Regions from separate parts of the Mus musculus genome. Here region 2 is linked to region 1. A link is a contact called in ENCODE Hi-C data. All regions are on one chromosome and are shown on one strand. Each heading gives the region's core, a stretch centred on a gene start or an enhancer-like site at or near the end of the contact. The rest is flanking DNA. Distances are from core to core; before and after follow the strand shown.

The links. Hi-C counts contacts between places; a loop is a spot of excess contacts on that map.
Region 2: a map of left cerebral cortex shows a loop between it and region 1 (2.4-fold over the local background). The contact joins the promoter of Adcy2 here to the enhancer-like site in region 1. A Hi-C loop is called at or near these places in 3 of 37 maps with a recorded cell type or tissue (gastrocnemius and left cerebral cortex).

What each region holds. Positions count from the first base shown.
Region 1 is chr13:68,928,572-68,933,564 of GRCm38, reverse strand. All of the region lies in intron 2 of Adcy2 (adenylate cyclase 2), which reads left to right. Among named protein-coding and RNA genes, the nearest start is that of Adcy2, 68 kb to the left of the region's middle. Within about 2 kb of position 2,096, at least 1 of the 3 ENCODE cell types and tissues checked has a DNase peak (open chromatin) inside an H3K27ac peak, as active enhancers do; it is left cerebral cortex, where a contact is called at or near this core.
Region 2 is chr13:68,996,652-69,002,388 of GRCm38, reverse strand. It overlaps Adcy2 (adenylate cyclase 2), which reads left to right and starts at 2,848. Exons shown (of 25, transcript NM_153534.2): 1 at 2,848-3,315. The coding sequence starts at 3,094. Gm35161 (a long non-coding RNA gene) reads right to left here and starts at 2,844. Exons shown (of 5, transcript XR_873632.3): 1 at 1,724-2,844.

The sequences.
Region 1 (4,993 bases), core at 847-3,346:
CCACCGAAAGGATTTTGCCACTTTTCTTCCTTAAGTCTTAAAATGCACATTTATTTTGACACATCAGCTCCACATCTGGTGAAGTGTAAGGAGAACATAATTACATAAATGTGCAAGATGTGTCACTGAGACTTGGTAGAAACATTCCATGGCTCAGAAATGCCAGATTAAAAATACTCCTCCTGTGCTACATTAGCAATTGCTGGAGAGATTTACTGCTATCATCCTTGTGATGCATCATTAAAATAATATGCATAGCAGAACTCCATTCTGCTCACAATAGGAAAGAGGCAGCAAGGTAAATGTCCCAGTGACAACAGGAGAGTTGTTGGGTATGGTTGTCAGAGAGATTGATGGCACTCTTTTTATCTTAATCACTTGTGATGTCCTTAATAAACCTTTATTAGTATGGACGTGGAATGATGAATGAAAAAAATGAAACATTCTTATTTGTTAAGGAAGTTATGTCATTAATGTTCTTATATTATGTTTTATAATTTTATACATGAGTACCATATTTATAGCATTTCTATTCCACCCTCTTAACCCAACTCCTTTGTCCTACCACTCTTTCATGACTTCTTCTTTAATTATTGTTGATATATATGTGCGTAAATATATGTATATGTATACACACACATATGTATATACCTACAGAGCTAATTAGTGTTTCTTATATGTGTATGTGTTTAGCGCTGACCACAAGAGATTGGGTAACCTATCAGAGGGCCCATATAATGAATGTTCTAAATGTAGAAATACCAGAAAATACATGATTTTTTTTTATTAACAATACACTAAGTAAGTGAAATTTTGAGTTACTAGGTACTATTTTCTCTATGAAAGTGAACATGCTCGGATTTTATCTCTTGACACGGGACTATATTAATTTGTTTAATTCTAAAATGTCTAACTTTATATTAATATGAATAAACATATATATGAATATACACATTCATATTGATATATATTCTACAAAACTTAGCATAAATAAACACATCTACACATTGCCCTGTGCTGTGGAACAATGTTTCAGTCAACAATAGACCCTGCATCTGGCAGTGGTTGCATAAGATTACAATATAGCAAAGAATCTGTCCTGTGCACTGATCCTAACACATGTGGTAGTCACATGTTTCACATGTTTCTCGGGCTGCTGGTGTTAGCAGACCTACAAGGCTGATTGCCCTATAAAAACACAGTAATTTTAGCAGTACCTCCCACTTAACAGTAAAAAGAAATGACTATTACTAGGTTATGCACTTCCTAAGCTGTATGTTTCTGTCATTTAAAGTCAATCCCCATTAATAAAGTATGGGGAAATCAATGTGGTTTTACTCAAACAGCAGCCCAGTTTGTCTCCTGTTCACTGGCCCCTGGGACAAATCCTCAGACCATGCTCTGTGATGACCATGTATGTCTAGTTTGGCATACATGGTCGCAGGACATTTCTCAGAACTTTTCCCATCACTAAGTGATCCATGACTGAGCACACATGCTTGTCTGAGTTCTCTGATGTATCCCCGGGACTTGTTTTATAAACTCTCTGTGTAGTTTTCCAATGATATTTTTAAAAAGAACTGTAAGAGAAGTTTGGCGGGGGGGGGGGGGGGTTGGGAGGTGGGAGGGTGGGGGTGGGAAGCTCTATGGAAAAAGCCAAGAGTTTCAGACAATATTTGGGGAAGGGCAGCACCCTCTTTTGCAGCAGCTGGCAGCCATGTGAGCAATTCCAAATGTCTCTCACACCTCCAGTCAGATTGTTACTGTGGGAACAGACCTCGGTTTTTGTGAAGATGGGGGAAGCAGGCCTGCAGAACCACGCTCAGTCTTGCCTCGGTGCAACACTGATCCTTCTTTGCGCGTTCCAACATGGGAAAGAAATTTTATATTAAAAAAGTCTTAGAGTATATATTAACCCTGTAACAAACCTACTTGACAATGTAGATGTTAGATGTGACTTGAGAGAAAGAGACAATACTGAGTGGCGTGGGGTCCGAAGAGGGGCGTGCCACACTAAAGCTGCGTTCCTATGGAGGGGAGGGCTGCTTGGGGAGGGTTAAGTTCTTTGAAGAGAATAGTTTGGCCTCATGGTATGCAAGATGGCATGTTGCTGGGAACTAGGACACAGAAGTTGGCATGGGCCGTGGGCACAGGCTTTTTATAGGTAATTCTGGAGTGTTTAGTGTATGGGGGCAAAATAAGTTCTGCTCCGCAGGATGCTCTGGGGTGATATGGATGACATCCTGGATACGGGCCCTGGTATGAAAGCAGCGTGCATTGAGGCTGCGGTTCCAAAAAGAAAGAGCATCTACCCACGTGACCTTGCTCGCTCATCGCTAGGCTTCTTTCTCCAACATACAGGGTTTGACGCCATGGGGCTCTGGCTTCTCTGCATCAGCGATTCTGAGCCTTACCTCTCACCCTGCCATGTTCTCAGAGAAGCTGTCTCTGGAATGACCCCTTCACAGTCAGACCACCACACACAGGCATGAAGAAGGGCATTCAGGGCCCTATGCTTGACACCATCAATGTGCCTGTTCCTTCCATGGTCTCATTAGTGTTGCACAAACCAAGTCTTTGCTGAGCGATTGTTTAAAGGAAGCCTACCCTTTTAGAATGGAAACCTCCTCTTTTTCTGCTCAGATCCTGATGGGGTCTCCCCGTTAGGTATCGTCTTTTGTAGACGATAATGAGACACATGGGGCGCGGGGGTTGGGGGTTGTCCTTTCCCTGAACACGGCCTCTAAATAGCAAGTCAGAGCCTTTGTTTCCCTCGGAAGACAAAATCTTTGTTTCCAGTTCTGCAGTGAGACAAGGGACATGACTGGCCTGGAGTCGTGGTCCTGCAGTGAGACAGGGGACATGACTGGCCTGGAGTCGCGGTCCTGCAGTGAGACAGGGGACATGACTGGCCTGGAGTCGCGGTCCTGCAGTGAGACAGGGGACATGACTGGCCTGGAGTCGTGGTCCTGCAGTGAGACAGGGGACATGACTGGCCTGGAGTCGTGGTCCTGCAGTGAGACAGGGGACATGACTGGCCTGGAGTCGCGGTCCTGGGATGGGGCAGAGCTTATTCTGCCTCTGAGAACAACCCATCCAGTATGAGACCATTTTCTAAATGGTGATTTCAGTCATAATTCAAATTGATTCCCATCTTTGATTTCAGAACTGAAATATGCAGCCCCGTGTAACGAATTTAAACTGTTTATTTAGATAGGCTTTTATTGGAAAACTGTAAGTGGTGTGGGTGAAAACTTGTGTATACAAAACACATCATTTAAAAAGCGTTTTAGAATTTTAGTCTCTCCTGAAAACAACATTGGGATATTAATAAGCTAGTCTGTAGGTGGCTCTGCCAGGATTTCTATAAGGTGTATAAGTGACATTGGGTTGCTCTGTGCCTCCCACTGTCCTGTGGGAATGCTTTGTTTCCCCACCCCCTGATTATGGCCATGTGTTTTCCAGCTCAGCTTGCCTCTGGAATTTCTGCCCCCACTGTGTTTCTCCTTCCGTTCTCCATGCTTTGAGTCCAACCTGTTTAAAAACCTCACTGTTGTGAAGATTTTTGGAAGGATTTTCTGCAGTATACCAGAGGAGTATAATATTGAAAGTGAAGTTTCAGTAAGGCCTGCCCTCAACCCCCACCCGAGGGATTTTTCTTCTCAAGCCTCCTACTAAGAAGCCAGGAGTCCTGGCATCTGTTCACCCAGGGCCACAAAGACCTTGTGGAGGCCCCGTTCTCACTGCCACAACACTTAAAGAAGCTACCTGAGAGAGGAGGGTTCACTTGGCTCGTAATTCCAGTGTAACTCCCATCACGGCCCAGAAAGACATGACAGCACAGGCTTGAAGGCTTGTGGCAGCATGAGGCCATTTGTCACATTGGATGGCAGATAAGAACCAGAGAATGAAGGTAGGAAGCCCAACCCTAATGGTGAGCCATCACCAGCCCTATCCTACATCCCAGAGTTTCAACAACCTTCCCTAACAATACTGCATCTCGAGACCAAGTGTTCAAAGATGAGTTTGCAGGGAACATTTATCATTCAAACCTTAGCTGTCCTTTTCAGGTATTGCCTTTAACACAAAGATTCTTGGAGGGAACCAAGCTCTCACTCTGCCCCCTAAATTTATCTGGCGGCCAAACCTGTGACTGAAGCTCCAGAAAGGTTCACCATGACCTTCTGTGATGAATGAGCTTCTCAGAGAAAGCTCTATCCAAAAGAACTAAGCAACTAAGGAATGCCTGGAGTAGGAGAAATAGCCTTCCCCAGGAAAGAGCACACCAACTGGTTATCCAGTAACAAATGGTCAGCCCCCAAATGGTCAGTGTATGTATGTATGTGATGTGTGTGTGTGTGTATATATATATATATATATATGCACTAGGAACACTATACAGACAGTTAATGAAAAAAAATCCATGTATCTGAAAGATAATAAGAAGGGATATATAGGAGGACTTAAAGGTTGGAAAGAGAGAATGATAGAATTATTCTGTAATCTAAAATAGTTTTTTTTAAAGACAAAACCAATTAGCTTCTTCCCCTAACCAACCAACATAAGAGAAGGATGAGAAATCTTGGGGAATCTAGACAGGGAAAATGTATGTGTTTGTTACTGTATATCTTTGAATATGTGCTTGAAATTCCAAAAGAATAAAAATAACTTGTTTAAAAATCATTGTTTAAAACCCACTCATTTGCTTAGTAAGATAAATTTTATGATTTGGGTTGAATAGCCAGACTCCACCTCTTCAAAATCTCTGAATTTTCATAAAAATGGAGAAAACTGACTCCTCCTTCCCAGTCCGGAAAGAAGACTGGGCCGATTTCAGCACTTCCTGTCTGGCCATGCGCACGTTCCACCACTTCCTGTCTGTGGCCTTGCACATGTTCCACCACTTCCTGTCTGTGGCCTTGCACACGTTTAACCACTTCCTGTCTATGGCATGAACACAATTTGGCTTCTTTGCATTTCTGCTTGGGAGCAA
Region 2 (5,737 bases), core at 1,599-4,098, 68 kb before region 1:
AGATAGAAGGGTGCCCTCTAGCGTTGCAGGAAAGATGACGTTTTCAAATGTTCTTTTCCTCCCACAGGCCTAGTTAGAGCCTCCATAGTTGATTTCTTTGTGCATTTTGTCACAAATTGATGCAGGGTACATTTATGGGCAAGCCCCCTTGCTCCATATGCCTTACTGCTTTGCAGCAGTGCTGACACCTGAAGGCGCAGAGATGAGCTAGAGGACTCCTTAGGGTCCCTTTATTGTCACAAGCCTATATTTCATGTCTTGGCTTTCTACTAAAGGTTATTTCTCATTTTGTCTCACACCGCTTAGGGGTTATCTTTCCTCTTCTTTTGCCTCCCTTTCAAAAATAAGAACTGTTGCAAACTTTGTAAAAGATTCTTGGTCCCATGGATACCAAAACACTGACAGAATAACAATCATTTTAAATAGTTCACTTTTTTTCTTTTTAGTATTGCATGTGAAACATTGACAGAGGCTCTCATAAAAAATAAACACCCCAAACGAAACAGAACAACAAGTCCTGATGCGACCACAGAGGAGGCAGACACCACCTTAACTGCCATGGTGCTTCCTTCCAAAGACTGGTGTGTGGTGACTCCATTGAGGGAGAGGGAGAGCAAAGCAGAGAGGAACACTGGGTTTTATTCCTGGTTGCTTCCATGGGTCTCTGTCTTTCTAAGGACACAGGGAACACCTCCAATGGCCCCAGGCTGTCTATACTCCCCCCCCCCATCAGCATTTAGTGCATGTATGGTAGGCACAAAATAAATATTTGTTTAATTAAATGGAAGAGTGGGACACTAAACACCCCCTAAAGGCACATGCAGGGTCTTTCCAGTTAGATTTTTGTCTTTATTTCACTTTTACAAAATATTTTAAGATTACTTTAACAAAATCTCTTGAGCTGCAGTTTCTTACCACATATGTCATGGATGGACAACGGATGTTAAAATACATTTTTCTTTTCTGCTAGAGAAAAGAAAGTACTTAAGCATTGCTGTTCCCTCATAGGTCTTACACTTCCCCACCCTTTATACTTAGATCACTGATTGTCTTTTCTTCCTTCTCGTGTGGGTGAAGGAGAATGCTTCTTAGTGCTAGCAGTGAGGAAATGGGAGCTGGAGAGGAGGTGAGTAACAGAACTTCCCTAGCAGGGAGGGACTGGAAATGCACAATTCTGCCTAACCTAGACAGTCCTGCACATAGAATCTGCACAGCCTACTTAGCCATGTTTCCTGCGAGTGGATCAGCCCTGGCTATTTATAAGTTCTATTCATTAGTGCTATTTGTTGTTGAGGCTTGCTTTCGGGATGTCTAAACACCTATACAACCTTAAAATTTATGGTTGCTGGTTCAGAAGAAAGGGCCCAGTCAATCAGAGGGTTTGAGCCTGCAGGAGAAGTTGAGGCTCCATAGAAATGTCTGGTAAAGGGTGAGGTTTTGTTTATCAGAGGTCAAGCAGGGCAGGGAGGCTCCATGACAAGCTTGGTTTCACTATTAGGGATCCATCGTGATTTCCTCCAGGACTGGGTGAGGAAAGCTGGGATGTCCTGGATTTCAAGTCAACTCTCCCATTAACTCCATCCTTGCCCTCTATCGAGGTTGAGAACACAGCTGTGTCTTCACTCTCTGGGTCCAAAAATAAAATCCCTGGAAATCCCTGGGTCTGAGACTCTGTGCATGGCCTAGGTCCAGCATTTGAGAGTCACACAGTTATTCAGCTTACCTGTTCATGCTGGCTGGCTTGCAACTCAGGTAGGCAGGCTGCTGTCAGGGAACATGCAAAGGTCTAAGGCAGTTCCGGGCTGACAGAGAATGTGGAATAGCTCTTGAGGCGGTGTTGTGTTTTGGACTCCTTAGAAAATGATTTGGGGGAGAAAAATGGCTTGTGGGTTCTTTGGATGGAAGGACAGGAAAATAGGAACCTTCTAGAAGCAGTCTTTTGAAGGTCAGTGGTTAGTCCTGTCATCTAGAAAGAACAAAGGTTGAGGTCACAACCACGAAATGCCTGCCCAGCCTGTCCACGAGGATCTAGCTAGGTCTGTCATGCTTCGTGCATTTGGTCCCCGAGAGTGTCAAGCGGCATGGGATGAGTGATTCCCAAGCCAACCTTGCCCACAGAGGATGATTCTCATTCCTTGCTCCAACTTCTGTGCCATCCCTGTCTGACTGAAAGGGTTCTGGGGAGATCTGCGATGCCAAACACAGAGGTCCATAGGGTACTTCTAAGGCGCGGAGAGCAAAGGCAGAGAAAAGGAGAGGCCCGCTGCCTGAGGACCACAGGTGTCTCCAGTCACTGTGTAATTGAGTTCGTGGGGGCCATTCTTTCAAAAGGACTCCCACAAGTCCTGGAGGGTCCTAACTCCTGCTCTGTACTGGGAGTCAAATTACAATAGAGAAAGTGAGAAAGAAGCCACATTTTGCTAAGTAGGCATACTAAAGAGGGGTGGTCAGGGATATGGGACCCCCTCTCCAGGCTGGGGGGTATTAAAGCATGGCAGCCTTTTACACTGCTGCCTTGTGAGATCATGGAGAGGCAGTGGGGACTCTGGCAGTCAGGTGGGAGACTCCAGGAGCCCAACAGTAGCCCTCAGGCTGTTCTCTGCTGTAGTGGAGAACAAGGCTGAAGCCCCAATCTGCCTGGCTGGAGTCCAAAAGCGAGAGGAGGAGGCGCCCCACTGTGCAGCCTGCGACAGGCTGGAGGGCAAGGACTCGGTCTGAAGCTTTCTCTGGAGCCCAGCCTGGCCGTCGGGGGGCGGTGGTGGGCGCGGGCCGGCGCCGCCCCTGCGCGGAGGCCGGTGCGCTGCGCGCGGGGTGGGGCGAGGCGGGCCGAGGGGCCGGGTGGCTCCCGCCCTCGCGAGCGGTGGTGGCGGCGGCGGCGCCCGGGAGCTGCCCTGAGGCCGCCCCCGGCCCCCGCCCGCGCGTCAGCGCGCCCAGCCCGGGGCTCCGAGCTCCGCCCGCGCCCGAGGCCCCTGAGCACAGCTCCGGGCGGGCAGCCGGCGGGTCGCGAAGCGCGGGGGCGGCAGGCGGTAGGTGACCACAGAGCGGCGCTGCCCGGGCAGGGCGCGCACAGCGGGCGCCCCGCGAGCCGCCCCGATGTGGCAGGAGGCGATGCGGCGGCGCCGCTACCTGCGGGACCGCGCCGAGGCGGCGGCAGCAGCGGCGGCGGGCGGCGGCGAGGGGCTGCAGCGGTCCCGGGACTGGCTCTACGAGTCCTACTACTGCATGAGCCAGCAGCACCCTCTCATCGTCTTCCTGCTGCTCATCGTCATGGGCGCCTGCCTCGCCCTGCTCGCCGTCTTCTTCGCGCTCGGGCTGGTGAGTGGCCTCCCCGTGGCTCCGAGGGGACCGCGCAGGCGACCGTGTCCCGCCCCAGGCTGCTCCTCACCCCTGTGCCCTGCCCGAGGCCGGCCTGGCTAGGGCGAGAGCTGTGGACAGAGGAAAAGTTTCCTTGGAAGGCTTTGCCCAAAATAAAGTTGCCAGGGCTTGCTCCAGGTGGACGGGCAGGGCGTGTGGGTTCAGCATCTCTGCGCCCCGTGGCCAACTCTGCGCTTTCTCCCGGCGCCGCTGCCCGCAGCAGAGGCAGTCCTCAGGCTTCCTTGGCGCGCTAGCTGCCTCCCATCCCTGTCCGCGGAACGCCCCCGGCTCTCCTCTCTGAGTTTGGTCTGGGCATCATTTAACTCTTAAAAAACAAGGTGCTTTGGGAAAGCAGTTCATGACAGCGAAAATGAAAACCAGATAATGTTGTGCATCTTGGCTTTTGAATCTTTTCGTGTTTAGCCATGTAGAGAGAAAGTGATGGAGTGTTGAGCAGATGCCCAAGCCTCATCTCCAGAGACTATAAGTGAGCTAAAAATGGAAGGGACCCTCGCTGCTTTCCCCTTTTTAGAGAAGTGCAGGACTCGATCATGGTTCCCTGCTGATGGTTAAAGCATGTTTTCACGGCTAGAAGCATTAACGCAGCTCAATAGCTGATGTCAGTTTTTCTGGTTCATAATTTTCAGTCAGGAATCTCAGGCTGGCTCCCTGGAGCCCTGTAAGGAAATCTGTAGATGGCGGTAACTTCCTCTTAGCGCTCCCTTCTCTTCAGTGTGGTTCAAACTTTTCCCCCTGACCATGATTTGCCTGTGCAGACTGTCTTGTCCGAGGCCTGGATCAGCTCGTGAGTTGTGTGGTTAGAGGATAATGCGGGATGTTTCTGCTGAACGGTGTTCCCAGAGCTTAGAATGTAAAGACATGCCTGTTTTCACCAGTCTCAAGCAGATTCAGCTCACGCTGCCTCAAGGACACAGAAACTCTGTTAGGTATTTGACAATTCGTTTTATATATCCGAACCATATGGCGCTCACATTATGAATCGGGAGGAAAAAGTTTCAGTCACGGTACAATTTTTTAAATGTCCCCCACGAGCGTGGGTCCTGTTTTCTGATTGAGTTCCATGAGGTAAGGAAAGATAATCCAACGTGGCAGACTATGACGTCACTGGCCCTCTCCAGTAGCAGGCCAAGCAGGGAGCTCCTTTGATCCTGGTAGCCTAGGTGTGAGAAGACGACAGCCCCACCCCTGCCGCACTTGCTTGTCCCTACTTATAAGACCAAAAAGAACTTAAAGAGAGATTTGGGGAAGGGGGGCGGGATCACGGGCGGGGCCAACAGTCTTTAAAGACCTCACCTCACTTTCACATTGCTGGCAAGAAAACATCACAGTTGTCCTTTGGAAACGTGTTCCTCCTAAGTGTTTCTGTTTGTGAGTAATTCAAATCCTTCTGGCTGGTTCCTTCCTAAACGGAGAGGAGCAGGTGATGGCCTATTTATAGTGCCATTAGTCTAGGGAGACAAGTGCGAAGTTCGTGTTCCCCAGGCACACTACTTTGTTTTCCAGGTTAGAACGCTCCAACTTCAACCACGTTGAATTAGGTACTCTTGAATGGGTCCGTGAGAAATTCATGCCAGGAGAACTTAAGGGACTTAAGGCTCCCTTTTCTAAGTTGCCTTTGTTCTTCCCATTTGTCCCTAAAGAGTCTCTTTTATGTTCTGTTTTGCTTAGTTGAAATGTTGGAAAGATAGCCTTTAAAAAGTCTTTGAAACCTTCATAGATAAATACCATATACAATGTATTTAATCACATCCGACTTCACTCCACTCCCTCAATCTCTCCAGAGTCTATCTCCCTCTCTTCTTTAATACCAAAAGACAAAGCAAAACAAAATAACAAAAACCTGGGGTCCATTTGTGCCGTCCATGTGTGCATAGCAGTGAGATTATACATTGGTGCATGGGAAACCACCCTTTCTTGCAGAAGCCATCAGCAGCCAACAGCTCTTCTGCTAGGGCTAGGGCCTCATGCCATTTTAAGGGGCATCATTGTATTTCCTTAGTATGCTCATCATTTCCACACCTGTCTTCATTCAGCTAAATCATTGTAACCAGAGTTGGTATTTCCTTAACTTGGCTGTCACCCAGAGCAAGATCCACACACGACATGAAATGGAGTCTGTTCCTCCATGCTCCTGGTTGGCTTCGTGCCCACTATGTAAATTTTCAGTGTAAACTGCAGACATGTTCCAGGGAGGATGCCTGGATCTAGTCCAAAGGTTACCTTCTGGTGAGGAACAGGGCTCCAGCGTTCTATGAAAGGAGAAAGGCCTGAGGGATGTGGGCACTGTCTTCCAATACCTCAACACAGGAGCAGAGACTGTGTGACCCCTAGGTTCACAAAGACTTATCTCTCTTTTGTTTCT